6 separate regions of the Homo sapiens genome follow, and all the other regions are linked to region 1. The links are chromatin loops, found by intact Hi-C in ENCODE. Cell type or tissue: mammary epithelial cell. All regions are shown on one strand.

What was found. Hi-C counts contacts between places; a loop is a spot of excess contacts. Peaks named below come from ENCODE experiments on the same cell type or tissue, not always from the same donor. Only the 100,000 strongest peaks of a DNase experiment are listed, where the experiment ranks them.
Region 2: it touches region 1 in a loop (6-fold over the local background); 10 of 110 quality-filtered maps call a loop at or near these places.
Region 3: a loop joins it to region 1, with 8 times the contacts of the local background. A loop is called at or near these places in 2 of 110 quality-filtered maps.
Region 4: it touches region 1 in a loop (8-fold over the local background); 5 of 110 quality-filtered maps call a loop at or near these places.
Region 5: a loop joins it to region 1, with 8 times the contacts of the local background. A loop is called at or near these places in 13 of 110 quality-filtered maps.
Region 6: a loop joins it to region 1, with 7 times the contacts of the local background. A loop is called at or near these places in 16 of 110 quality-filtered maps.

Annotation. Positions count from the first base shown.
Region 1 is chr18:31,553,927-31,558,926 of GRCh38, forward strand. DSG2-AS1 (DSG2 antisense RNA 1) reads right to left here and starts at 2,985. Exons shown (of 6, transcript NR_045216.1): 1 at 2,037-2,985; 2 at 716-789. In mammary epithelial cell, CTCF peaks have their summits at 80 (motif pointing left) and 2,140 (motif pointing right); no DNase peak of the experiment used is centred here.
Region 2 is chr18:31,422,690-31,427,689 of GRCh38, forward strand. DSG1-AS1 (DSG1 antisense RNA 1) reads right to left here and starts at 4,299. Exons shown (of 4, transcript NR_110788.1): 1 at 4,144-4,299. In mammary epithelial cell, a CTCF peak has its summit at 1,895; no DNase peak of the experiment used is centred here; H3K27ac peaks cover 891 bases.
Region 3 is chr18:32,070,202-32,075,201 of GRCh38, forward strand. RNF125 (ring finger protein 125) reads left to right here. Exons shown (of 6, transcript NM_017831.4): 6 at 1-3,018. Among named protein-coding and RNA genes, the nearest start is that of RNF138, 19 kb to the right of the region's middle. In mammary epithelial cell, a CTCF peak has its summit at 2,336 (motif pointing left); no DNase peak of the experiment used is centred here.
Region 4 is chr18:31,739,236-31,744,235 of GRCh38, forward strand. No RefSeq gene overlaps it. Among named protein-coding and RNA genes, the nearest start is that of SLC25A52, 19 kb to the right of the region's middle. RefSeq lists an enhancer at 1-222. In mammary epithelial cell, a CTCF peak has its summit at 2,099 (motif pointing right); no DNase peak of the experiment used is centred here.
Region 5 is chr18:30,967,523-30,972,522 of GRCh38, forward strand. No RefSeq gene overlaps it. Among named protein-coding and RNA genes, the nearest start is that of DSC3, 73 kb to the right of the region's middle. In mammary epithelial cell, CTCF peaks have their summits at 2,865 (motif pointing right) and 4,050 (motif pointing left); a DNase peak (open chromatin) is centred at 2,939.
Region 6 is chr18:31,954,062-31,959,061 of GRCh38, forward strand. No RefSeq gene overlaps it. Among named protein-coding and RNA genes, the nearest start is that of TRAPPC8, 13 kb to the left of the region's middle. RefSeq lists a silencer at 3,071-3,130. In mammary epithelial cell, a CTCF peak has its summit at 3,083; no DNase peak of the experiment used is centred here.

The sequences.
Region 1 (5,000 bases):
GCACTAGGACCGTTTTCCACACCCCTATGATTGCATCCCCAACCAATCAGCAGCATCCATTCCCCTATCCCCCTGCTGGCCAAACTATCCTTGAAAAACCCTCACCTCCGAATTTTCAGGGAGATTGATTTGATAACAATCTCCCACGTGGTATGGCCAGCCCATTTCAATTAAACTCTTTCTTTATTGTAATGTCATGGTCTCAGTGAATTGGTTTTGTCTGTGCAGTGGCAGGAAGAACCCATTGGGTGATTACAATGGTTCTGGAAATTACAATATGCGTCTTTAATTTATCACAGTCAACCTTCAGATATTCTACTATTTCACAAATGATATATGTGAACCTTGAGCTTGCACTTTGTGGATCTTGCTATGCCATTCAATCTCTGACTTTCTTTCTACCCTCGTGCTAATCAAGAAGCTTTCAGCATTGTCTCTGTCCCTCACACCTTCCATCATACCCCTGCCCCACTTGCTATAATGCATTATTGGCATGATATGAAACATACAGTATCAAGTCCATCAGTGGATGGGAATGGACTCACATTGCTCCACAGATTACAAAAACCCACCTATCCAGATTGAAAAACCATGTGATGAGGAATGTGTGTCTCTGTTAAAAATCCAGATACACCCTGGGCCGGGTATTTTCCATTTGCCTCTTCATACTCACTCTCTGCTCTTCTTCACCCTGCTCTGAGACCCAGGAGCTTACCTTTTATGGATGTTTCAACGGGCACTGCTTGCTGCCTCTGGCTTTTAGATGGGCTTGGCCAGTGATGGCCTTGGCTAGAGATTGGTGAGAAAGAGAAAAATGAGATCAGGGCATCTCTCCCTCTACCTCCCTCTGTCATGCATCTCTCTATAGAGCAACTCCCTCTCTGAGTTCCTGGACCCACGCTCTCTCCTTGTTCCTTTAGGCCTATTAGTAGTGGTTGCTTCCTTCTCAATTATTACCAGACTTGAAACGGTCCCCCAGTGTTGACGAGGATTGCATGCTGAGTTCTGAACAGAAATATATTTGTAATTAAACATTAATCAGGCTGCACTTTGGCCCACTTCGTTGTTGCTAAAAGTCAGGTAGCACCAGGTACTGACCATTTGCATTTCCATTGTTCCTATAGATAGGATCTCTGAAGTTAGGGTCATAAAGCTGTTGAAGAATTGATTTGCATCCCGCATTGTTCCCCTGTGTACTGTCAGTGGGTATTGAGATAAATGAAGGCAGGAATGGGCCTTTTTGATGTTTGTCACCTCATACTTACTCCAGTATCAACCAACAAAAGAAATAGCTGGTGACTGAATGAACAGAGGGCCAGTCATAGGAAGAATGGTGAACTGTGGTGGGAGGAATTTACCTGTCTCAGAGGGTAAGGGTTTTTGGTACATTTAAGCAGGACAATTGCAAAAATCCAAACAAAATTTTCAGACTGGTTTTCTAAACCTGCACATGATTCATTTAACTGACAACATTTAATCTGCTGCATCCCAAGCCCAAGTTAGTTCTCATTGTTAAGTCTGAATTGATGGATTCTCAATGGGTTTGAGGGATTCTGAGGAAAACTACAGAGGTTTCAGTGCAGGACACGATCTATTTGCAATGGTTCAAAATCTCTTTCAGTTCCTATATTCTGGTTACTTGGATTGTTGGAGATTTTACTCACTGTATTAAAGATCTGTTTTATTCTTCTTTCTTTTTACCCGAGGCTATACATTAAGACGTACCCTATATGTTCCCCTGCCCCTCGTCTACAGCTTTCAGCTTCTTCTAGCAGGAAGTTTGGTTTTGCAACCCCTCTTGAGTTGGACCCTTCTAAAGTAATCTTGAGTTTCTCATTCCAGCCTCTCCAAGGACCACATCTATTGTTTCCCTAGTTTACATGGGTTCTTTTTCAAAGAAAAACACTGGATTGGGATACTTCAATGAAAGAAGTTGGAAAACGCACAAAATACAAGCATCTTAAATGCTTCTAGATATACCCCAACTAGATGTACCAGGTTGAATTGGCTTAGCAGTAAACTATATGTATGCTCACCTAGTAATAATCCATGTGTTTCTACACTTAAGAGATCCTCTGGACTACAGAAATAAGATGGAACAGAAGCACTGTGGCATAACTATGAGTGTTATATGCTTTATGGCCACAAGATGGCACTATGCACGCAGTAAAAGAGGCAAAGTCAATCTATCAAAGCTAGGAAGAAAAAAAAAAATCAAGCAATTTAATAAGTTCGTGAGCAACACAAACTTGCAAAGGCCAATTCCTTCCTTCACTAATTGTGACCCTCTCAGATAAAGTGTGATACGCTTCAGAGTTGCCTGAGAAACGAGACCTGGATTACGGAAGTCTAATAAAACCCATACCACTCTTTGATGGTGAAATACAAAATGTCTTTCTGAAGGTCAGTCATGAGCCTTTGGTTCTATCAAAAATGCTGCACTTTGGAGGAAATGACGCTGGCCAATGGATTTACGAATAACACACTCAGCCTGCTGTGGGCTATCTTAAAGAATAGATGTTGACTTTTTCTGAAATATTAGATTCAACTAAGCATATGTTGAATTCTCACTATGTGCAGAGCCCTATTTAGTGGCTTTAAAATTACTCAAAGATGAGTAAGGCCCAGACCTTGCCCTCCAGAGGCTCACAATATAGTGGAGGAAGTAGTTACAAACAGCTTATTCTGAAAACCAAGACACTGTAAAAAACAACATATCAAAGATAGAAAGAAAATGCCAAGGCTGATTGGAGAGATTAATTCTTCTTTTGATTAATTTCTCTTTGTCATTCCCAATTCCTCCAAGTTGAAGGGGAAAGGGAATGTCTAGGAGCTCTTCTTAGACAGGTGGGCTTTCGATGAAAATTGGAAGTTAATATAGTTAGGATACGGTCCCCTCCAAATCTTAGTTGAAATGTGACCTCCAATGATGGAAGTGGAGTCTGGTGGGAGGTATTGGATGATGGGAACCGATCCCGCAGGAACGGATTCGTGCCATCCCCTTGGTGATGAGCCAGTTCTCGCTCAGGTCGTTCACGCGAGATCTGGTTGTTTTTTAAAAGCGTAGCCCCTCTCTCCCCTCTCTCTTGATCCTGGTCTCACCATGTGATACACCCACTTCGCCTTCCGCCAATAATTGGAAGCTTCCTGAGGCCCTCACCAGAAGCAGATGCCAGCACCACACCTCTGGTTCACCTGCAGAACCGTGAGCCAGTTAAACCTCTTTTCTTTATAAACTACCAGCCTCAGGCCAGGTGTAGTGGCTCACACCTGTAATGCCAGCACTTTGGGAGGCTGAGGCAGTCAGATCACCTGAGGTCAGGAGTTCAAGACCAGCCTGACCAACATGGCGAAACCCGTCTCTACTAAAAATACAAAAATTAGCCGGGCGTGGTGGCGGGCGTCTGTAATCCCAGCTACTCAGGAGGCTGAGGCAGGAGAATCGCTTGAACCTGGGAGGCAGCGGTTGCAGTGAGCCAAGCGCGCCACTGCACTCCAGCCTGGGCGACAGAGTGAGACTCCGTCTCAATAAATAAATAAATAAATAACCAGCCTCAGGTATTTCTTTATAGTAATGCAAAAATGAACTAATCCAGAGAGTAAGTAAACAGGAGGAAGGACCACCTAGATCAGAAGCTTACCTCACACAGGTGAGGGTGGCTAGCGGGTAAGGGATTAGAGGCGGTGAGCACAGCAGAAGGTGTGGGTGAAGAGGCAGGTACAGGCCACCCTGTGGAGGACTTGGAACAGCAGCTAAGGCTGTGGGACCAGACTCTTTATGCAGTAAAGAGCCACAGACAATTGTGAGCAAGACACCTTATAACCAGGTTTTAGAAAGAATCCTCAGCTGGAAGGAGGAGATTCTGCAGGAAGAGGGTGGGGGAAAGTTGAAGTTAACTCCAACCAAAGTCAACCTTAAATATTAACCTTTTTTTCTTCTGACTTTCATTGACTTTTCCGTGCATTTTCAGTGCCCTTTTCTTGCTGTAAAGTAAATTTTAAATATTATGTCAATAGGTCACAGAGGCAACAGACAGGCAAGGTATGGTTATGAGAAAAACATTTCCCTAAACAAAATTAGAAGACAGCATTTGATGAAAGATTTTTTTCCTAACTTGTGAGTTTGTTTACATAAAAACACTTACAAAATTAGTCAATCAAAATAACATGGAGTCATTTACTTAAAGAATTCCTTACGTTTAAAAATAAAGTACTTGAATATGGAATCAACCTAAGTGTCCATCAACTTAAGTGTCCAATTTAATCCATCAACTGGATTAAAAAACTGTGGTACATATATACCACGGGATAATACTCAGCCATAAAAAAGAATGAAATCATGTCTTCTGCAGCAACATGGATGGAATTGGAGGCCATTAACCTAAGTGAAATAACTCAAAAACAGAAAGTCATTTGAGACCAGCCTTACCAACATGGAGAAGCCCCATCTCTACTAAAAATATAAAATTAGCCGGGTGTGGTGGTGCATGCCTGTAATCCCAGCTACTCGGGAGGCTGAGGCAGGAGAATCGCTTGAACCTGGGAGGCGGAGGTTGCGGTGAGCCGAGATCTCACCATTGCACTCCAGCCTGGGCAACAAGAGTGAAACTCTGTCTCAAAAAAAAAAAAAAAAAAAAAACCGTATGTTCTCACTTATAAGTGGAAGCTAAACAGTGGGTACACGTGGGCATACAGAGTGGAATAATAGACACTGGGGACTCCAAAAGGTGAGAAGGGAGGAGAAAGTAAGGATTGAAAAATTACCTCTTGGGTACAACGTTCACTGTTCCGGTGATGGGTACACTAAAAAGCCTAGATGTAACTGTTATGCAATCCGAGCATGTAAACAATCTGCAGCCGGGCTTGGTGGTTCATGCCTGTAATCCCATCACTTTGGGAGGCCAAGGCAGCAGGATTGCTTGAGCCCAGGAGTTCTAGACCAGCCTGGGCAACATAGTGAGACCTCGTCTTTACAAAAATTTTAAGAAATTAGGTGGCCA
Region 2 (5,000 bases), 130 kb before region 1:
CTACTGTGGAGAGTAGTTAGGAGATTTGTCAAAAAACTAAGAATTGAACTACCATTCCACCCAGCAATCCCATTACTGAGTATATACCCAAAGGAAAATAAATTGCTCTACCAAAAGGACACATGCACCCATATATTCATCATAGCACTATTCACAATAGCAAAAACATGGAATCAACCCATGTGCCCATCAGTGATGGACTGGATAAAGGGAATGTGGTACATATACACCATGGAATACTATGCAGCCATAAAAAGGAAGAAAATCATGTCCTTTGCAGCAAGGTGGATGCAGCTGGAGTGATTACCCTAAGGGAACTAATGCAAAAACAGAAATCCAAGTACCGCATGTTCTCAGTTATAAGTGGGAGCTAAACATTGGGTTCCCATGGACATAAAGATGGGAAAAATAGACATAGGGCTTACTAGAGTGGAGGTGGGTGTGGGACAAGGACTGAAAAACTACCTATCTGGTACTGTGCTCACTACCTGGGTGACAGTCATATCCTAAACCTCAGCATCACGTAATATACCTTTGTAACAAACCTGCACATGTACTCCCTGATTCTAAAATACAACTTTTAAAAAAATGAAAAAAAAAGAGAGAGGGAAACAAAAAAGGACCATACTTTCGTTAGAAATTCACAGAGCTAAGGTTTTCTGAGACTGATAAGATTACCGAGTTAAAAGTAAGAGAGAGGCTGAATGTGTGTTTGATAGGGAGGCAGCAAGTTTGTGTGGTGAGTGATGGTGAGGTGTTGGCACAAAAGTCACCATGCATGCATGTGATCAGAATAAATATTGATTGACTAGGAAGTCTTGTTAAATACACATTATGTATTTAACAAGGAGGCACTGACTGGGTGATGACTTTGATATCAGTGTGGCATGAGCCACCATATGTAGAGAACATGAAACTAGATAGGAATTATTAAAAAAAAAAAAAAGAGTAAAAAACAAGTATTTACTAGTATGTGTCTAGCACTAGGCTAATTGTTTCTCAAAATTTTTCTTATTTAATGCATCTTATGATCTTTCTTTTATAGTTGAAGAAAATTGAAAAGAAAAACTATAAGGAAATCACCGTGAACCAATTCCAGTGCTCATTCATTTATTCATTAAATGTTTTTTGAGCATTTTCATTATTTGCATATGAGCTAAGGGCTAGGTATAGAAACGTGAATTAGGGTCCTTACCATCAAGGACCTCAGTCAGATTCAGGAAGAAGTAAAGGGTTGAAATACAGTATGAGATACAGTTATACAAGGGGGTATGAATGAGTGTTAAGGGAGAAGAGAAGAGGGGCCTAGCATTAATGAGCTGGGAAAGGCTTCCCATAAGAAATGAACTTTGAGCCAAGCCTGGAAGGAACCACAGGAAACAGCCAGATGAAGAAATGAGAAGAGCATTCCAGGCCAATAGGATGGAATTGGAGACAAGGAGAGAAACAGGGAAGATGGAGAAAGACTGGCTCCTCTGACAGCTGGAAGCAGCTGGTAACGCTGAAGAATAAAGGCAGATCATCACAAGACAGGAAGGAGTCAGAAACCTGGAAATCAATGACATGTTAAGGAATTTCCATTTTAATCTGAAAGTTAAATCTGAAAGAGAACCATTGAATATGCCTAAAGGAGAACAGTGAATTTGAAATCGCTCGTGAAGTTTGCCTTGGCATGCATAGGAGGAGAATGAAGCAGTTGATGAGAAGACCAGCAAGGAGTTGTTTCAATGAACCAAGGCAGTGAAGAAATAACATGCGTTCCATCTACACATCTTAACCCTTGGGATAACTGAATAATTAGCTGCCCACATCACAAAATCGTAGTATAATTGTGCATTTCACATCATCAGCAAATGGTGGTAACGAGTGATGCCGGCTATATCCCAAAGGTGGCGCTGTAACCTAAAAGCACGGAGCCCAGGAAATGCCCTGCAAACTCTAAGGGTCTCTCTGTAGGACTATGTGCTGAAGGAGCTGACTCAGACATAGTCCTCCACCTCAAGAAAAATATGCCTTCTACATTTATAAGGAATAGAAATAAAATGAAAAGAAAAACTCAGTGTTAAGATGTCAAGGTTTTTTTTTTTTTTTTGCTCTTAGTGCAGGATGATTATTTTCCCAGTATAAAATTAACATGTGCTCATTGTAGAAAATTTAGAAAATGTAAAAATATAAAAGAAAATGAAAATAATTTCCCATTACCCAGAGACAACAACTAACACCATGATAATTCTCCTCGACTAATGCTAACACAGCTCTACCCTTCAACTGATAGGTAAGGCCTAGAAACCCAAATCTGTGACTGAAATTTAGTCTTTCTCTAATACCCATATTCATTGCATACATTATTTTTTTAGTTGAGATTATCCTATATAAAAGCCTGTACCTGCATTTTACGCTTAATATTCTTCATAAAATAATTAAAGAGATATTTCATCCCATGAAATGACACTGAGGTTTCCTCTACTCCTTTAATATTATAAGTGATTGTGTGATTAATATCTTTGTGCATAGAGCTTAACATGCACTTTACATTATTTCCATTAGAATTGAAGTTTTGGGGTCAATGACTATGCACATGTTTTAAAATCTGTATATTACAACACACTGTTAACAAGACAGTCCTTGATGTTAGTGAAGACACCTTATACACCAAAGTACAATAATCATAGCTATAAATTTTTTTATATCTCTGGAGTTCTAGTTTTCCTCCCAGTTCTGAGTCTGTGAGTCCAATAGATATCATTATGAAACTTACATTTGTTTATAAGGATGCCAGCATTATAAAGGCATATTTAAATAGATAACCTCTGCTATCAGGGGTTAGGTTGTGCCAGTTGTTTTTGATGGCCATAAAACTTACTTGGTTTTTGGACTGAAGACAATATAGGCTTTGCTATCTACAATGTGTCCAGCCCCTATCTATATATAGTATAGTCCTAGAACCAAAGTTATAGGACATAATTTTCTAAGAAAGAACCATATTACATCTAACAATTTGAACACTGAAGAACTCTCTCCTCCAAGAAAATAGGCATGAGAAGGCCTGAACCACAATGCCACAACAGAATCTCCCAGGTATTACCTGTGGGCTGATTGATAGAACTCGGAAGACAGCTATCAATAAGTATCCTTAGATTTAAATACACGTTTTAGAGGAAAAAAATATTCCCAGCTTAGTCCTTCAGTGCAAATGAGAACAAGAAAAAAAGAAAAATATATATATTCCCAGCAAAGAGGACATGATCTGACATGATAATGGTGGATCTTATCCTGAGATGGCACTTATTACTTATCTTCATTCCTAATTTCAAACAACTGAAGATTTTTACACTGTCCAGAATACATTACACTATGACTAATCTTTCACAATTTGTGGATTTCATGTACTAGCCTGCTCCTTGTTATTTTCTATTTCCATAGTTTCTATTTCCACCCCTCTCTTTGCCTCCCTTAATTTAGGGAATGTATATGCTCTGCCTCACCTGCACTGTGATGTTGGCAAGAAAGAAGGTACTGTGACAACTGACATTTTAACTCAGATAAAATGTCTTGTTTTATCCCTTGGACAGGATGGAAGACCTGGACATGTGAGGGAACATTCCGTTTATATAGTAATCACTTTCATAACAGTTACAAGCTGGATGCAAACTCCCCCAAACAAATGTCGCAAGCTAATAAGAGTCACTAACTTTTTCTGATGGCTGTTATCTATTCATACAGCAGCATAATCTTCACAGCATGATTAGAATCCTTTACCAAAGACTCAGAATGCCTCCACCAACTACTGAAATCTAGTAGTACTTGAGGACCAAGCCACAGAGCAAGCGCTAAAAAAAAAGTTAACTAGAACCTTACCACTTTTTCACGCACCCCAATTTCATAAAATGTATCAGTAAAAAAAAACAATTATCTAAAGAAAAAAAAAGTAAAGAAAAATTATTTATCACATAGGTAACTTGGTGTCAACTAGGTAACTGATCTATTTTAATTTAGGAAGTTAGTGTCTTCCTTCCTCAATTTTCAGATTTTCTGAGGGGAGGCTCAAAAGGCTCGAGAGGCTCTCTACAAGGAGAAAGCAAGCCAGAGAATCTGAAAAAGTGAGCAATTCGCTAGCAGAATAAGACAGAACAGTACACCTACCCTCTATTAACTCCAGCCTCTCCCAGTCTCTCTCCAAGGCATCAGCTCTTTTCTGCCCTGCATCACAGGCTACCTCCAAAAACAAAGTCCAGAGCATCAGTACGGCACTGGGCTTCCCCGATTCCTCCCTCCACACTCTTCTCTCCCCTAAAGGGCAAAAGGAGGGGATAAAGAGAAAAGACCACAGATAATCTCACTGGCTTGGGAATTATGGTTTCCGTGGAATAAAAAGGAGTGTTCTTTCTCTGAAGATGAGGGTGTGTTCATTTCACTGCATGTTTTGGCAAAGTACTTGTCAAGCATCCTTAGCTAAGACAGAAAAGCATGTAGCTTAACAAGAAAAAAGGCTGAGAAATGAAATCTGAAGTTGAAACCACTAAGCTCCATGACAGGCAGACAGATTAGCAGTGACTACTTGAAAGAGAAAACATCCATCAATTTGCCAACAAGAAAATCTGGTCAAAATAAGGAAATGCTTTCTCGTGAGTCCTGAAATTTGAAACAATTGGTGACTCTAAGGGTTGGGTGCGTGATTAATAGCAACCATACCTCCTGAATTTTCAGGGCAGGTTCATAATTATTATCACCACCCCTCTCAGGCTTAACTTAAAATCATCTACCTGTTGTCCTCTTATGTATACATTCTTGTTACATTAAATTGAGTTTTAGAAAATACAATCACCGTAATGGGCATTCATTAAATATTTGTCAATTTTGCATAACCAATCAGTCATGTATAATCCTTCACAGCATGAATCGAATTAGTTCCTTTCTTTCTATGCCTGTTGGCACACCCTGATCCAAAATTATACCATTATCTCATCTATCTCTATGTCTCTAGGTCAGACTGTGCTCAG
Region 3 (5,000 bases), 520 kb after region 1:
GGCTAATTTTTGTATTTTTAGTAGAGGGGTTTCACCATAATGGTCAGGCTGGTCTTGAACTCCTGAACTCAAGTGATCCACCAGCCTTGGCCTCCCAAAATGCTGGGATTACAGGCATGAGCCACCATGCCCAGCTAATTTTTGTATTTTTAGTAGAGACAGGGTTTCACCATAATAGCCAGGCTGGTCTCAAACTCCTTACCTTGTGATCCGCCCACCTCAGCCTTCCAAAGTGCTGGGATTATAGGCGTGAGCCACTGTGCCCGGCCTACAGGGTTTTTATCTAACCTTTCTGTTACAACTGTACCTCTCCTTCTGTACTGAAAGTCCTGGTTTTCAAGAACACAGGGCACGATAGAATTAGAACATCCCACAATTACTCATTTCTTTTATTTATCTTACACTTACAGCTGTCTCAGAATAACAATAGAAATACAACCACAAATAATATGGCAATTGAAACAATTAAAAAGTTTTCATTTGCTTTTCTCATTCTTTCCCAATTTTTTTTTTTTTTTGAGATGGAGTCTCGCGCTCTTGTTGCCCAGGCTGGAGTGCAATGGCACGATCTCGGCTCACTGCAACCTCTGCCTCCTGGATTCAAGCAATTCTCCTGCCTCAGCTTCCCGAGTAGCTGGGATTATAGGCATGCGCCACCACGCCCTGCTAATTTTGTATTTTTAGTAGAGTCAGGATTTCTCCACATTGGTCAGGCTGGCCTCAAACTCTCGACCTCAGGTGATCCGCCTGCCTCGGCCTCCCAAAGTGCTGGGATTACAGGTGTGAGCCACTGCGCCCGACATCCCAATTTTTAAAATAGTTATACTATGTCAACATTTTCAGAACATACTGGTATAGCATACTGTACTTTCTTCCTTTTATCCCCCATTTATTCTTAGTTCTTCAACTATATATTTAACACTTGCCCCCAGTTTTGTTTTGTTTTGTTTTGAGGAGGAATCTTGCTCTGTTGCCCAGGCTGGAGTGCAGTGGTGTGATCTTGGCTCACTGCAACCTCCGCCTCCCGGGTTCAAGTGATTCTCCTGCCTCAGCCTCTCGAGTAGCTGGGATTACAAGTGGGCACCACCACACCCGGCTAATTGTTGTATTTTTAGTAGAGATGGGTTTTGCCATGTTGGCCAGGCTGGTTTTGAACTCCTGACCTCAAGTGATCCACCTGTGTTGGCCTCCTAAAGTACTGGGATTACAGGTGTGTGCCACCGCGCCAGGCAATTGCCCCCAGTTTTTATTTGATGGCTCTGACTGTTTCTCATATCTGACTCTTTAATTATGAATCCAGGGCATAGATTAGTATCTCCATCTTGTAAGGATGCAAAGAAGCCATGAAAATAAGTAATATCAACTCCTGAGGATAAAACGTTACTTGACTAGAGTTAGCTTTTTAATTGTAATCATTTATAAACTTCTTTGTTCCTTACATATAAGCATAGTCATAACCATGGTACCCAAAATTTTCTATAAGTTATTGTAACTCCTTAAAGGTCTTGCTACAGTTCTTTTATCCAGTACAAATAATTGGGAAAATGTAAAGCTGAATGAAATCTAGTGAGCCTCATATCCTCCCTTTTAGATATTGATTTTAAGTTTGCTTTTCACAGCTGCTAAAAAGTAACAACTGATTTTTAGTTCCACAACCTCTCTTTCTTCAATTTAGATGGATCATACAATAAAGCAAAATCTGGCTGGTTACAGTGGCTCACACCTATAATCCCAGCACTTTGGGAGGCTGAGGTGGAGGGTCTCATGAGCCCAGGAGTTCAAGACCAACCTGGGCAATATAGTGAGACTCTTTCTATTTAAACAAAAACAAAAACAAACAAACAAACAAACAAAAAGCTGGGCATGATGCACACCTTTAGTTTCAGCTACTAAGGAGGCTGAGGTTGGAGGATCACTTGAGCCTAGGAGGTCAACACTGCAGTGAGCTATGATCATGCTACTGCCCTCCAGCCTGGGCAACAGAGCAAGACCCTGTCTCCAAAAACATAAATAATTAAATATAAATAAAAATAAAGCAAAATCTGTTGGGAAACGAGAAAAAGGAGAGGAATTTTTCAGGAATAATCATAAAAAGAAATGATCATCAGACTGAAAGTCCAGAGCCTGAGAAATGAAAACATATTTTTAAGCATTGGTGTTGACCATGCAGACAAACTTTTGTTAATTCAGAGCGATACAAAAGGCACTTTGAATCTATAAAACTTGAAAAAGTTAAAAATTGTATGTCGGATAAAGCTTTAAGTCATCTGTCACTATTAACCTCAGTGCAGCAATTCTGACTCCTGTGCCTGGATTCCTTTTATGATAATTTTGCCACCTACAGGACAGATTAGGTGCTGGTCGCCTGAATTATTTTGTGTTCTGAATTATTTTGAGCTCTAAAATGGTAAAGTACAAATACTCATTGTTTTACTGTGCCTTTGGCCTTTTATAAAAAGGTATTTATAATTCGTTGATAAAAACCAATATTTGAAGCTGTTGATTACCAACAAAAAAGTTTCACTCTCTTTATAGTGCTTCAGGATACAACTTTTTCAGGGCCTTATTAGAGAAAAACTGATTCACATGTTATTCTTCTAAAGCTAAATTATTAAAATGTAGGTTGAAAGATTGGATTGATTGTGAATCTACACTAAAGATATGGTTCCAGGCAGACCTCCTTAGAGACCTCCAGGCAGACCTCCTTACTGTCTTCAGTGATGTTTAATTTCATTACTGTTACTGGGTGCCAAGTGTCTTTCATTTGGAAGTGAACTTACTCCAGTTATTGAATGTTTATCATATCATAATTTGCATTTTTCCAACATTGAAGGTATTTTAAAAAGTCACTAAGAGATTCATTCTTTTATTATTCAACTACAAAAAAATAGTGTAATGATCAGAATTTAAAATGTGTGATTCTTTTTCTTCTGTAAGTATGTATTGCTATGATAAATAAAAAATGGCAGGACCATTGTTTTTATTAAAATATCTACTGTGTCTATTCTTAAACATTAATCTTGATTACTATTTTACTCAAATTTAATAATGCTTTTTAAATTTTCATCATTGAGCAACATCTATCACAAAGGTGTACATTCATTTAGGCCAGTACTTCTCAACTGGGGGTAATTTTGTCTCCCAGCAGACATTGGCAATGTCTAGATACATTTTGGGTTGTCCTAACAGGGCTTGGGTGTGCTAGTGGCCTGAGATCTAGATACAGGTCAGGGATGCTGTTCAGCATTCTACAGTGCACAAGACAGCCCCTTGCAACAAAGAATTATCCTGCGCAAAATGGCAATAGTGCCTAGGCTTAGAAACTCTGATTTGGTCAACATAATACTGAGCACTATGGATTTATTATTTGTTCTGCTAGCAAGAGGCTTCACTGAAATTTAAAAGGTAAGATGTAGATAGATTCTTCCCCCTGCTAAATCCATACTAAGTTTTGAATGGCTGTAGCTGTCATGCGTACCCATATGTCATGAGCATATTAATTTTTTGATTTTTTGCAAGAACACATACAGGACAGAACACAAGTGTTACTGACGAAACCTCTGATGCCTGTTTGCTGAGTGACGTTCTAGATGATTGAGGGAACCCAGATCAGTTGAGAAGATTTACCTTCATCATTTAGATTATCTTTATTGAAATAAGACAAAATATTACAGAGGGACACTCATGTCTGAGATCCTTGAAGCTAATAGTTATGTTTTTGTATTATTACTAGAAAATCGTGTGGTATTTTAATCCTAAAGATTTCAGCAAAGACAATGCATGGATCTTAAGGCTAATCATTGCCACCAAAATAGCCATGTAAGAAGCCCAACGAAGGAGAATCACAGGGAGTAGTATTGATCTAGGTGAACTGGATTATGGTACAATTACAAGTCCCAAATCCCAGTGCTCACCCAAAGTCTACTGTGGTTCCTGGCTCTTCTCCAGGGAAGCTGTTCTCCAGCTTCAGAATTCCAGGGTACTTTCATCTCATGGCATTTGTATATCACTGTGTGTTCCTATATCACCCCTCGCAACAGGCTGCTGAGTTGGCTACACAGGTAATTTCTGTTCATTATTTGCCAATGCAAGTCACATGGCCATATGTAATGTCAAGGCACTGAGGAAATCCAGTCTTCTCATGTAGAAGACAACTGGATACTGAGGCATAATAGTAATACCAACCATGAAGGTACAAGCCAGGCAGAGTTGACAAGACAGGAAGTACACAGGGTAAAGACATTAAAAATATGTGTGGAAAGGAGGGGTGAAAAGTCAAAATGAGACTAGCTTTCTAAAACATGAAGTCATGTTCATTTTTGCCATGGTAGTATTTTCTTTTTCTTTTCTTTTTTTTTAGAGATGGAGTCTTGCTCTGTTACCCAGGCTGGAGTGCAGTGGCACGATCTCAGCTCACTGCAACCTCCACCTCCCAGGTTCAAGCAATTCTCCTGTCTCAGTCTCCTGAGTAGCTGGGACTACAGGCATGCACCACCATGCCCAGCTAATTTTTGTATTTTTAGTAGAGACGGAGTTTCACCATATTGGTCAGGCTGGTCTCGAACTCCTGACCTCAGATGATCCGCCTGCCTTGGCCTCCCAAAGTGCTGGGATTACAGGCGTGAGCCACCACGCCTGGCCCTGCCATGGTAATATTTTCATTAATTTTACTTAAAGTTTGGGATTATTTTACAAAATGAAAGAACTGTCAGTTTCTCAGACATAAGATAGTGATTTCTTTTTTTGAATTGTTCTTTCTTATTTATTAACAAAAATGCCAAATATGTTCTCTGTCCCTTACAACAGTATTTTCTCAGTGTACTCCTTGTGTGCCGCCATCAGAACCACTTGGGATACTTGTTATAATTACACTTTCCTGGGCCCTCTCCAGATGTACAGAATCTCTGAAATTATCATGGATTCATCAGGAAGTCATTGATATGTATGCCAACCTGCCCATTTCTCACCACCTCCATTTTTACAATTCTACTCCATCCATC
Region 4 (5,000 bases), 190 kb after region 1:
GAGCTACCTGTGTCAGGAATAAAAACCCCTTCTCCTCCCTTGTTCAGGTGTGCTCTTGCCATTGCTCCATCCGCCAGTCATGCCCTTCTATAGAAGTAAAAATTGCCTTGCTGAGAAAATTAACTTTATGTGAGAGTGCTATTTCTTTGGCAGCACCGAAAATTTATTTATAACAAGCCTCATAGGGCTCTATGTCATTTTTTTTCCAAATTTATTAGAAGGCCCGAAGAAGTATATTTATGTTGGCACAGGCCCACCCCAACCCCTACACAATCACCAAATCACCCACTTCATAGTCTTGAAGAGTCCAAATTAAAAGACTACTGGAAATTATATCTCTGCATTTAACCTTAAATAATACTGGCCAAGGGGGGAAGAACAGATTACTGAAATTCTGAGTAAGCATCTAAATTCAACACTAGATGTCTCTATCCTGATATTTTGAATTATATGTAAAACCTTTTTTTTCTGTTTTATATTCTTCCTAAAAAAAAATAGTAATAAATGCCAGATATTTCACCCTAGATTATCATTAGCCAGATGACTTTTTTTTGGAACGCTTCTCCTTGCCATTCGTCTAGTCTCTGAGAACATAAAGTCTGAATCACTGCAACCATGTAATGTTTTGGAGCAAGGGTTCTCAATCTTGGTTACACATTAAAATAACTTGGCAAACTTTTAGGAAATACTGTGCCTGATTCTCCCCCAAAGATCGGATTTAAATGGTAGATGGTAGAGTCTGGACAGAAATATTTGTTTAAAGTTCTGTAAACCAAAATTAAATTTCTAAGACCCCTCTCCCACCCCCAACTATCTGAATGTGATACGGCTCCGTTGTCTGGAGAAACATCCAGGGTCCTTTGTCTCTCACCAAGAAAATTAGTGACATGGACACACATGGAGTGGTTTCAAGAAGTGGAAAGTTTAATAGGCAAGAAAGAAGAAAACTGCTCCCCTGTACAGAGGGAGGGGGGCTCCGAACGGAAAAACCCCACGTGCAGCGGAAAGCAGTCAGTTATATTGGGAGGCTGGAGGAGGCAGTGTCTGATTTGCATAGGGCCCAGGGGATTGGTTTGACCAGGTGTGTCATTCAGGTAGCCCGTGAAAAAACTGGCCCTGCCACCCTAGCCTTTCATATGCAAATGCGGTTTGCCATGATGTCCTGCACACGTGGCTTTATCTGGAGGTTGCCATGACACCTGGCACACATGGTGACAAGATAAAGAGGGCAGGAGACACCATGTTGAATGTACCTGGCTTCTAGCCGCCAGCATTTGCATATCAGTGTTTGCTAGTCTGGTTTTTTAAGTCGCTTTCTGTTAGAAAAAAAATGCTTTTGGGGTTGCTTTTCATTAAAGGAAAATTCCACTGAGAACTTTCACCCTTTCTGGCTGCCTAAAAATTATTTCTAAATAACTCCCATACTATTTCCACCATCTGGGGAAGTAAATCTAACTGCTGTTAGGGGGTGTTGGATGACAATTCTTTCTGGCTACTTCCTGCTGAAAAAGGGGCATCCTGTGAGGGACAGCAGTTGGGCCTCCTCCTGAGGTTGATGTAAGGGTTCTCAGAAGAATGGCGTGTCCATGTGAGGTTCTGTCTGCAACACCATTTGGAGTTTGATTGCTTCTAGATGAAAAGAGATGCATTTTATAAGAAGGTTTAAAATGTAGAGTTAGAACATGAATATTAAGATTACCACTGTTGGCTGGATGCAGTGGCTCACACCTGTAATCCCGGCACTTTGGGAGGCCAAGGCGGGCAGATCACCTGAGGTCAGGAGTTCGAGACCACCCTGGCCAACATGGAGAAACCCTGTCTCTACCAAAAATACAAAAAAAAAAAAAAAAAAAAAAATTAGCCGGGCATGGTGGTATGCACCTGAAGTCCCAGCTACTCAGGAGAATTGCTTGATCCCAGGAGGCAGAGGCAGTGAGCTGAGATCATGCAACTGCACTCCAACCTGGGTGACAGGACAAGAATCTGTCTCAAAACAAAAACAAAAACAAGATGACCACTGTTAGTGGAAGTCTTATAGACCCTAACTATGACAGTAGAGTTTGATACCTGTTACACCAATGGGTTGTAATACTGGCTTGCCTCCACTAGATGGCGCTGTACATTACCAGAAACATTAATATAAAAGTAACATTTTCCTTGAGAAAAGCATACATTTCCCCCTTGACTTGCCAGTAGAGAACAATTTTAGGCTTAGACCATTTTGTAACTTGCAATATGATTGGGAGAAATACGTTATTGGGTGGCTACGATAACTTTAGTGTTAATCTTGATAATTCCTTTCCTTTAATTACTAAACTCTTTCATGACTGAATTTCACAGACCCTCTTACAACATACTCAAACTTTCTGACCTGTTCTAAACACCCTTCCTTTAAACAACCAGTTATTTTCAGCTGCAGTGAGGGTCTGACTTAGGAGCAACATAACACCCCTCCATGTGAGGTCAAATACCTGAGTTAAATTTTGGAAAGTTTCTATATACCTATCAGGGTCTTTAGAAAATCAGCCTAAGTCTCCCTTTATTTGCCTAAGGTCCTGTAATAAGAAGGGAACTTGAAGGGGCCCCAAATAAGGGGGATCCTCAGATGATTCCCCTGGAAGTTGCTTCTCTAATTTGGGGGAATTAATCTCTTTGGGCCTGCCCAATATGACTGCTAAAAGAGCTGGGTTGATCTTACAACACTTGTAAAGGTTTAGTAAAAATGTCATTCTCTTGTGCAAAAAAAAAAAAAAAAGCCACTTTTCTCTTCAAAGTTCTGAGGTTAAAGAAGTTCCAGTGTTTCAGAGTGCACTCCAGAGGGGTGCAAGATGAAGATAATCTGTTACCCATCTAGAAAAAGAAGTGAGAGAAGGCATCCCTGTAGTCTCCTTCCTTTCTGTAAGTGACCCAGGGTGGAGAAGAAGACAGTGGGAGCATCCCCTCAACTATTTTCCCTCCCTGGTTCCTGGGTCCCGGCACCCTTTTAAATGTGCTGCCCATGGTTGTAGGCATGACCCTCCAAGCCATGGCACCAGAGAAACTAAGCTTTGGGGGCTAGTCATGCTCACCCTGGTAGCTCTAGTCCTCTGCTTACGATTTCCCTTTGACTTTCTAGACTTGTGTGACCTGCGTGCCTCCCTAAAAAAAATGCATCTTGGGAAAGGCAAGGCCCCTCTAATGGAGGGAATGTGGTAGATTGCCTGCTATTATGGCCTGTGCTAAAGCATTTACCCTGAGAAAAATGGTTCCAGTTAACTTCTGGACTTAAAATCCCTTTACTAATTAAGTACTGTCTTAATCAGAGACAGAGTAGTTGCCTTAAGGGGCCATGGGGACCTAATGGGGATTTCCCTGCTGATGGGACAGTACTGGGACCACAATTTGGCTGCGGAGGACATATTACTCCTAATTGTTGAAGGCAGAATTTTCTCATTCACAGGAGCAGCATGAAGCCTGGTTTCCAGTAGAAAGGTGCAAAAAGGAAAAATTGGGAAGCTGCAGTGTACCACAGAGGACCAGCAATGTGTCTTATAAAGAGGATCTCTATTTCCACTATGTAACACTGTTGGCTTAGAAATACCATGTGCTGGGCCAGACACGGTGGCTCACACCTGTAATCCCAGCACTTTGGGAGACCGAGGTGGGTGGATCACCTGAGGTCGGGAGTTCAAGACCAGCCTGGCCAACGTGGAGAAACCTTGTCTCTACTAAAAATACAAAATTAGCCAGGCATGGTGGCACCTGCCTGTAATCCCAGCTACTTGGGAGGCTGAGGCAGGAGAATTGCTTGAACCTGGGAGGCGGAGGTTGTGGTGAGCCGAGATTGCGCCATTGCACTCCAGCCTGGGCAACAAGAGCGAAACCCTATCTCCAAAAAAAAAAAAGAAGAGAGAGAGAAAGAAAAAAAGAAATACCATGAGGAATATTAGCAAAAAACAAATATTAGCGAGGAATATTAGCGAAAAAAAGAAATACCATGAGGAATATTAGTGAGTGACCTCACTGTGGGGGAAGGGGAGACCTCTGTTCCTAGATTACAACAGCATTTCCCTGAGCTATATCCATGGTTATTATAGCATTTCCTGATTTTGCCTAACGGATTACTTCTTCCCTAGGCTGTAAAAATTACCACACATTTGACACACAGAGAGAATAAGAGATATAACGACCGCTGATAGAAAAAGAAGGAAAGTTTTGGCCTGGCGTGGTGGCTCACGCCTGTAATCCCAGCACTTTGGGAGGCCGAGGCGGGTGGAACACCTGAGGTCAGGAGTACAAGACTAGCCTGGCCAACATGGAGAAACCCTGTCTCTACTAAAACTGCAAAAATTAGCCAGGCATGGTGGCCGGCCCCTGTAGTCCCAGCTACTCGGGAGGCTGAGTCAGGAGAATCACTTGAACCTGGGAGGCGGAGGTTGCAGTGAGCCGAGATCTCGCCATTGTACTCCAGCCTGGGCAATAAGAGTGAAACTCTGTCTCAAAAAAAAGGAAAAGAAAAAGAAGAAAAGTTTTGCAATAGGATAGCTGGGGATCTTTTACCAACACCCAGAGCAGGCTGTCAGAGGCTGGGTCCAGTCCAGAAGCCTTTGAATAACACCAGGGTGTGCCCCAGCCAGAAACTCTCAGTTATTTCAGAACCTTTCCTGGCCTCGCACAATGGCAAAGTTTCCCTATGAATAAAAACTGGTTTGAAGGATGGCCAACATTCCCAATAACCTATGGGTATTGGGGGGTTCTCCATGTCCTCCCCAGCAAGTCTGACATTCTTTAAGTCTTATAAGAATGTCAGCCACAATAAGGATATCTAGACAGCTGACAGATGCCCATTAATTGATCTGATTTAAAAATAGAGGCCAAGAGCCTCGGAATGATGGGATCGATTTTGAGTTTGCTCCTCTACTCACCGCTCCAATGAATGTTGTACCTTGGATTCCCAGCCAATGCACCAACATGACATGGCTCCATTGTCTGGAGAAACACCCAGGGTCCTTGGTCTTGCA
Region 5 (5,000 bases), 590 kb before region 1:
CTTCATAGGAGTAGTAGCAATGAAGTCTGTCCACTAGGTAAATCACAAGACAGAAAAGCTGTAAGATATTTTTAGCTGTTTTAGTGCCTGTGCCTTTCCGTAAAAATCTTAGTATTAATATAAGTTTGTCTATGTCTACACACACACACACACACACACACACACACAAACACAGATGCATGCATATGTGAGAACTGGAATTTGGATAGGAATTGCATTAAATCTATTGATTTGCTTTGAAAACTACCAAGTAAAACAACTTCAGTTATCAGTAAATACCGGTACTTAAGCAACACATACCCACTAACAAATACAGGTATCTGGAGAATGTGTTCCTATTCAGATACTCCACAGATTATATAAGGGTGAGCTCAGGCTTTGTCTCAGGAGTAAGACTGTATCATGATGTCATGTGTAAAGTATTCAGTAACCAATACGTTTTGTTTCCAGGTAGACAGCAATGATATGTAAACAAAATGAGTTTTGTCACTCTTTTTCAGATACCCTTTTTTTTTTTTTTTTTTTTTTTTTTGATACAGAGTCTCAATCTGTCGCCCAGGCTGGAGTGCAGTGGCACGATCTCGGCTCACTGCAACCTCTGCCTCCCAGGTTCAAGCAATTCTCCTGCCTCAGCCTCCCAAGCAGAGTAGCTGGAACTACAAGTGCGCACCACCATGCCTGGCTATTTTTTTTATTTTTGGTAGAGACGGGGTTTCACCATGTTGGCCAGGCTAGTCTCAAACTCCTGACATCGGTGATCTGCCTGCCTTGGCCTCCCAAAATGCTGGAATTACAAGCATCAGCCACTGCACCCGGCCTCAGATACCCTTTTAAGAATTGTAGGCCATACATCTCATGGAAATTGAATGGTAATACCTGCCTGCATTCATACTCTTGTAGAGCTAAGACCAGCATGACTTTTTCTGTCCTCTTACTTCTTTGGAGAGGAAACCGACATCTCAGCTAATAGTCATTTATTTTACACTGATGAATTTTAAGCTTTTATCCAAATTCATCATAATTAGAATCAGATAATAGAGTTCTGTGTGAGGCACCAGTAGCGTCCTTTAGAAAATCAAGCGGATTGTAATTAAGAATTGATGTGATACTTGGCAGAACCACAGAGTCTTCTGGGTCACTTTCTGCATGTTCTCTGTGAAGAGCCTTCACAGGAAGCAGCTGGAGCTCCAAAAGGACATTTGACTGGTAAATTGACTTGATTGATTCAAATTTGATTACATACTGGAAACACATTTAGTTCAAGTTAAGCACATTAATATCTAGCAGTTAGAATAAAGACCCAATTCCTTCTTTGTTATTCATTAATAAAACTTAATTACTTCAACAAAACATTAATGAAGAAAAAATATTGGCTTGCATAATTCATTTGGAAAAATTAATTAATTATTTTATTAAGGGCAGCCTGTTCCACAAAGTAATTACTGAGGCTTTGATGGAGAATTGCTTTATGTTATTTACTTAGTAAGTGGTTGTTTACCTTTTTCATCTGTTATGTATATAACTTTTTCCTCCTAGAGGGAAATTAAATATAACCTGAAGTCATGATGGTAACTATGTACTTATAATTGATAAGATGACTGCATTTTAATATGATGTTTACTAAATTCAACCTGTATTCCAAAGATAGAAGGCTTATTTAGTGGCAATATTCTTCCCAGCTAGATTTTCAACACAGTAGTATTTAACAAATAATGTCCTCATTTAGTAGGTAACTAGAAGTTATAAATGAGGGAAAATAAACTTTAGCGGGTTTGTATCTCAGCTTTCCTTTCAATCAGACAAAGCCATGGTTTGTTAATACTTTAACATAAAAGTGCCAGGAATAAGTATTTCATATGAAAATTATAATAATTAACGTTTTCTGAAATGTAATATCCAGGGCTGTATGAATGAGTAATTAAACATAAAACTGAATCAATAGTTCAGAATCCTTTCTTTCAACTTATTTCCTTTATGAGTTTGAGCTACACGCTAAACCTCATCATAGCTATGTAAAATAGAACTATCAACAGAAAACTTCCTGGTATATACTAATGACTTTAATTGGTTTCACAATTAATACAATGACCAATATTAATATTATTTAAGTTAATTGTTAACATAGTGTTTTAAAATTACTTTTTCATTAAATGCAACTGTGAAAGAGCGAGTCATTTGTTTTAAATTATAAATAGGTGATGAGAAGCTATCCTTCTTTTAGAAGCTAATTCATTATCTGCTGTGAATAAGTGAAAGTATTTCTACATTGCATTGCCTAAAAGAGACTTTCATTCCATTACAGGGTAGATTATTCTGCAGGTAATAGCAAGAACACTTGCATAATAGCAGCATGTTTCATTAAGATAAAAAAAGATAAACCCTGCAGTAGTGGCATTCCAAAATAAATCAGCCCAGCCCTGCGCTGATCAGCATTCGCTTTTTCATTACTATGTGGATATGATGGATATTTTTCAAAGCTTAGTTTAGACAAACTGTTCAGAAAGGAATGAGTTCTCCTGATCAAATGAAAATTAAGGTGAAAATAAATGTCCTTCCTCCCTCCCGCCATGGAAATATGTAAGAATAAGAGACAATTATTTCTCAGAACTGTTAAGTCCTCTCAGGATTTTTCTCCTTCATACATTATGCAGCAACTATTTCAAACTCAGCCTATCTCTGAGGGGTGGAAGATAGAGAAAAATAAATGAAAGAATGCCCGTGAATGTCATTCTTTCTAGAGACAGAAGGCACATATCTGCTTGAGTCTCTTTTTTCTATTATGCCACAGAAGCAGATGGCTCAAACCATTTTTTTAAACATTGGATTTCTCCACTTTATTCATTTCTCAGGTAACCACAGGATGGCAGCATAGGACGATAAATCAAAATTGATTGCTTAATTCAAAAACATCCACCAGCGGTTATTAATCAGACTTCAATCCTTTCCTGCCTAACACATGGAAATGGTGGCAAATTCATTCATGGGGAAAGTGTGTGTGATATTTAGTTCTCCCCGTGTGTGTGGTTGCAATGACACCTCACCAAGAAATTTCTCAATTTTAATCCAGTAAGACGGGCATGACAGAATCTGTCTTTCATGCTGTAGTATCCTGTAGCCTCACAGTTTTATCAATCTGAACACGATTTGTAGTGAGAAATATTATAGCTTTAGAGAAGATGTAAAAGATCTATCCATGACAGCCTTACAGCTTCTTTTTTTAGGAATACCCAGTTTCTCGTCTCTGCTCCCATTTCCTTCATTTATAATGATAAAATTAAAATGTGCAAAAATCCATTCTGATTATATCAAGTTATTTCGGCTCATTAATATAGGATTTTTTATTTCCCCATTATTCACTGCAGAACAGGATATAATTTATTTCAAAGCTGGATGAACTATCCAATTAATTTTAGGTACTTTTCAAAGTTTAAAAATTACAATCTTCTCAAAAATTACTTTGGATTTGAAATATCCATATTCCATATACTTTTTTAACTTTATGCGTATTTCCTGTTTCTTCATGTGGCTACAAATACTTCAAATGTTATTATCTGTCATGCTTAAAAATCCTCACTTAGAACAGTACTTGACCTAAAAAATGTTCCGTATGGAAATGTTTTATAAAGAGTTCCATTTGGGACGTTCTACACATTCTTCCTTTTGAAGAGAAGGGATATAGACATTAGTATCAGCCTTTTAAACCCTGCTATTAATATATGCTAATTTAGAGGATATAAACCAAAATGTTACTATTATTTTTCAGGATCCATAATATCTCACAACAGACATGTTGACATCACAAATACTGAACTTTCAATCTACTTTGTTGTCCACTCAGAATATTTGTTAACCAAAAAACCCCCAAAAAATCCAAAATTCCTGAAAGAATTTTTAACTCTATTTTTAAAGTTTCTCATATATTTTAACTGATGTGAATCATTCCATTTATTTTTAAACAATTTTTGTGAAGATTGTACACCATATAACTTTGACCTAACCATGAAAATGATTGAATTTATCAATATATATTGCCATCTAGTGGCCATTTCTTAAATCACATTTTGGATCTGAAAACGGAGTGGACATTTGCCTCAAAAGTGCCACACTGCAGTGATTACATCCAGAAAGATAATTTTAGAGTAATCTCTGAACTCAAACTAACTTATTATAATTTCATTAAGATAACAGTTCAATTTGTTAGGACCACTTTCTTTAGGAAATCTATTTGATTTTCATTTCCTTTATCCATCTTTTCAAAATTTACTGCATACATCTTAAGGGTAAATAATAATTAACCACTGCTTCTAAGAGGTCTAATGTTAGACTGCCTTTGAACTGCCTACCCATATACATTCCCACTTGGCTGTTTACATGCAATTTAATTTATAAATGTTCTAATCATTTCAATTTGATGATAGTCATACTGCCTTTTACAAGAAATAATAGTTGTAATATCAGCTAATTGCGACTAACTAGAACTAAGCTGGTGGTCAGTTCCAAAAGTGATAAAATATTCCTACTTTAAGCCCTAAATATAGTTACTGTTTCATTAATTTAAAAAATACTTTTTTAAAAGCTATTTGGTGTCCTGTATGCTAGTAAGTAGAAATAAATGATAAACAAGTTTCATTTAACTTCTGCTTCATGGGGCATCTATGGGAAAAAATAAATGGTAAACACATAATTATATGCAGAAATACTTCATTGGAGTATGAGAATCATCTCTATTCATTCAGATACCACCCTCCTTTAACATACTAGGGAAGAGAAGCTTTCACATGTCTACCCACTTCTGCACCAGCAGCTGCTTCTCCAAGTCTATTCCCTGCTGGTCACTGCATAAATCACCCACCACCACCCAATACGGTGTTGCTGCCCCACGAAGAACTCAGTAAATGTGGGAGAATGCACTTTACTGCCTTCCTCCTTTGTGTCTCAAGATTCCAAACCAAAAGACCACAAGGGCACGTAAGATAGTACTAAGTGTTTGGGGGATAAAG
Region 6 (5,000 bases), 400 kb after region 1:
CCCCATCTCTACTAAAAAATACAAAAAAATTAGCCAGGCTTGGTGGCGGGTGCCGGTAGTCCCAGCTACTTGGGAGGCTGAGGCAGGAGAATTGCTTGAACCCGGGAGGTGGAGGTTGCAGTGAGCCGAGATTGTGCTACTGTACTCCAGCCTGGGCGACAGAGTGAGACTCCGTCTCCAAAAAAAAAAAAAAAAAAAAAAAAAATTTAAATTTAAAAAGTCAAATCATAGAAATGCCATTCAATAACTTCAGTCAATCCCACTGGCCCCATTGAGTCTCATGGACACACCTATCTCAAAAATAGGCTGGAAAACATAGGCGCAAGGATTCTGTTGCTAAAGGAAGAGGAGTAGAATGAATGTGGGATAATAGTGATCTCCACCACACTTTATCAGGAATGAGGTACCCAGCAAGAGGTATTTCCCTGGGGTCTAGGATATCACATTACTTGTCTGTGTCTCTGAATCATCTGGCATTGGGCCCTGCTTGCATCACATGCCCTTTGGACAATTTATCACGTCCAGTAAAAGTGAGAACCTATGATTACCCAGGTTTGGTCATGTGCCAGCCTTCAAGGCCAAGAGGACAGGGTCTGTCACTAAAAGAGAGGAAGCTTGCTGGACAAATTAATAACAAAAGCACAAGCAATTAAGGACGTCTTTTCCCAGTACTGAAGATGAAACTTGTCAGGCCTCTGAGCCCAAGCCAAGCCATCGCATCCCCTGTGACTTGCACGAATGCATCCAGATGGCTTCAAGTAACTGAAGATCTACAAAAGAAGTAAAAATAGCCTTAACTGATGACATTCCACCATTGTGATTTGTTTCTGCCCCACCCTAACTGATCAATGTATTTTCTAATCTCCCCCACCCTTAAGAAAGTACTTTCTAATCTCCCCCACCCTTAAGAGGGTTCTTTGTAATTCTCCCCGCCCTTGAGAATGTACGTTGTGAGATCCACCCCTGCCCGCAAAGCATTGCTCTTAACTTCACCGCCTATCCCAAAACCTGTAAGAACCAATGATAATCCACCACCCTTTGCTGACTCTCTTTTCGGACTCAGCCCACCTGCACCCAGGTGAAATAAACAGCTTTATTGCTCACACAAAGCCTGTTTGGTGGTCTCTTCACACGGACGTGAGTGAAAAAACTGTTTATTTCTCTCCTCAAATGGAAGAATCCTATCAACTGTATGCTACACCAGTATATAGTTTAATATACTTTTTTTTTTTTTGAGATGGAGTTTTGCTCTTGTCACCCAGGCTGGAGTACAATGGCGTGATCTCGGCTCACTGCAACCTTCACCTCCTGGGTTCAAGCGATTCTCCTGCCTCAGCCTCCCCAGTAGCTGGGATTATAGGCACATGCCCCACATGCCCCGCCGGCTAATTTTTGTATTTTTAGTAGAGACAGGTTTCACCATGTTGGCCAGGCTGGTCTCAACCTCCTGAGCTCAGGCAATCTGCCTGCCTCAGCCACCCAAAGTGCTAGGATTACAGGTGTGAGCCACTGCTCCTGGCCTGAGTCTAGCATTCTTTATCTTTAAGCTTAGAAAGTTGGGACTAGATTTCTTGTATTCATTTACATGTGAAGCTCTGAGTCTGTCATTCTTTTCTTCAAAAAAAAAATTATCTTCTTCCTAGATCAACACCAACCAGATATTATTCCCGCTATTTTTTTTTTTTTTTTTTTTTTTTGAGACAGAGTTTCGCTCTTGTTGTCCAGGCTGGAGTTCAATAGTGCAATTTTGGCTCACTGCAACCTCCACCTCCCGGGTTCAAGCGATTCTCCTGTCTTAGCCTCCCGAGTAGCTGGGATTACAGGCATCCACCACCACACCCAGCTAATTTTGTATTTTTAGTAGAGGCGGAGTTTCTCCATGTTGGTCAGGCTGGTCTTGAACTCCCGACCTCAAGTGATCCATCCACCTCAGCCTCCCAAAGTGCTGGGATTACAGGTGTGAGCCACTGTGCCCAGCCCAGCTTTTTGTATTTTTATTACAGATGGGGGTTTCTCCATGTTGGGCAGGCTGGTCTCGAACTCCTGACCTAGGGTGATCCGCCAGCCTCTGCCTCCCCAAGTGCTGGGATTACAGGCATGAGCCACCGCGCCGGCCAATAACTGTACATTTTAAACTAAAGAGTGTAGCCTGGGCACGGTGGCTCATGCCTATAATCCTAGCACTTTGGGAGGCTTACATGGGTGGATCACCTGAGGTCAGGAGTTCGAGACCAGCCTGCCCAACATGGTGAAACCCTGTCTCTACCAGAAATATAAAAAATTAGCCAGATGTGGTGGCAAGTGCCTGTAATCCCAGCTACTTGGGAGCCTGAGGCAGGAGAATGCGCTTGAACCCGGGGGGCTGAGGTTGCAGTGAGCCGAGATGGTGCCACTTCATTGCAGCCTAGGTGACAGAGCGAGACTTTGTCTCCAAATAAATAAATAAAATAGTATAATTGGTTTGTTTGAGGGAATGGATACCCCATTCTTCATGATGTGCTTATTTCACATTGCATGTCAGTATCAAAACATTTCATGTACCCCATAAATGTATACACTTATGTACCCACAAAAATAAAAACTAATCAATAGAAAAAAGAATGCAGGATGAAGTCAAGGGACAAAGAAATGAAGATGTATTCTTATGCTGATCACATTTCTCTGTGGGGGTCTTCAAACTACTTGCTGGAAGTCAGGGTGTGAAAAACATCTGAAGTTATTTATTTATTTTGTAGACGGAGTTTCACTCTGTCACTCAGGCTGGAGTTCAGTGGCACAATCTTGGCTCACTGCAACCTTCACCTCCTGGATTCAAGGGATTCTGGTGCCTCAGCCTGCCGAGTAGCTGTGATTACAGGCATGTGCCACCACGCCTGGCTAATTTTTGTATTTTTAGTAGAGACCAGGATTTCACCATTTTGGCTAGGCTGGTCTTGAACTCCTGACCTCAGGTGATCTGCCCCGCCTGGGCCTCCCAAAGTGCTGGGCTTATGGGAGTGAGCCATTGCTTAAGGTGTTAAGTGATTCTTTTTTTAGATGGAGTTTTGCTCTTGTTGCCCAGGCTGTAGTGCAATGGCGCCATCTAGGCTCACTGAAACCTCAGCCTCCCAATTAGTCGGGATTACAGGCACCTGCCACCATGCCCGGCTAATTTTGTATTTTTAGTAGAGAGGGGGGTTTCGTCATGTTGGTCAGGCTGGTCTCGAACTCCTGACCTCAGGTGATCCACCCGCCTCGGCCTCCCAAAGTGCTGGGATAACAGGCGTGAGCCGCTGCGCCTAGCAAGTGACTTGTTGTTGTTTTTGAGATGGAGTTTCACTCTTGTTGCCCAGACTGAAGTATAGTGGCACAATCTCGGTTCACTACAACTTCTGCCTCCTGGGTTCAAGTGATTCTCCTGCCTCAGCCTCCCAAGTAGCTGGGATTACACAGGCATGTGCCACCACACCTTGCTAAATGTTCGTATTTAGTAGAGATGGGGTTTCACCATGTTGGTCAGGGTGGTCTCAATCTCCTGACCTCGTGATCCGCTTGCCTCAGCTTCTCAAAGTGCTGGAATTACAGGCATGAGCCACTGTGCCCAGCCTACAAGTGATTCTTAAACAAAAGTCTTATGATTCCAATGTCAGAGAACGTGCCTATAGGAACAAAGGGGATGCAAATCAATTCTTTTATTTATTTCTTTTTTTCTTTGAATTTCCTTCCTCATGTTAAAGCAAATCAATTCTTAAACAGTCTTACAACCCTAACTTCAGAAATCCTATCTATAGGAATAATGGGAATGCAAATGGTCAGTACCTGGTGCTACCTGACTTTTAGCAACAAGGAAGTGGGCCAAAGTACAGCCTGATTAATACTTAGTTATGACTACATATCAGTCCAGAACCCTACATGCAATTCTTGTCAATCCTGTGGGGGTGGTTTCATATATATATGTGTGTGTGTATATATATGTGTATATATATATTTATATATATAATCCTTTAATATGTTGTTGGATTAAATTTACTAATATTTTGTAAATAATTTTTGAGTATGAGGGATATTAGCATATTATATAATTTATGAGGGATATTGGCATATTATTTTATTTATTTAATTTTGTAATATATTTGTCTAGTTTGTGGTTATTATGGCCACATAAAACAAATTGAGTAGCCAGGTGCAGTGGCTCACGTGTGTAATCCTAGCCCTTTGGAAGACCGAGGTGAGCCCAGGAGTTTTAGACTCCTGCTTGAGCCCAGGAGTTTTAGACCAGCCTGGGCAACATGGCAAGACCTAGTCTCTACAAAAAAATTTAAAAAATTAGCCAGGCCTGGTGGTGCACGTCTGTGGTCCCAGCTTCTCAGGAGGTTGAGGCAGGATGATGGCTTGAGCCCAGGAGGTCAAGGCTCCAGTGAGCTGTGTTCACACTACTGCACCCTACCTTGGGCAAGATAATGAGATTCTGTTTCAAGAAAAGAAAAAACAGCTGGGTGCGGTGGCTCATGCCTGTAATCCCAGCACTTTGGAAGGCCGAGGCAGGTGGATCACCTGAGGTCAGGAGTTCAAGACCAGCCTGGCCAACATGGTGAAACCCCATTTCTATTAAAAATACAAAAAAATTAGCCGGTCGTGGTGGCAGGCACCTGTAATCCCAGCTACTTGGGAGGCTGAGTCAGGAGAATCGCTTGAACCCGGGAGGCAGAGGTTGCGGTGAGCCTAGATTGCGCCATTGCACTCCAGCCTGGGCAACAAGAGCAAAACTCCATCTAAAAAAAACAAAACAAAAAAGAAAGAAAGAACAAAAAACAAATTGGGGTTGAGCTCAGTGGCTCACTCTTGTAATCCCAGCACTTTGGGAGGTCAAGACAGGAGGATCACTTGAGCTTAGGAGTTTGAGACCAGTCTGGGCAACAGACGGAGACCCCATCTCTAAAAATGAGGAGTTGTTCTTTTCTCCTCTTTTTTTGAAAGAGTTTATATATGATTGATGTTATTTATTTCCTGAATATTTAAAA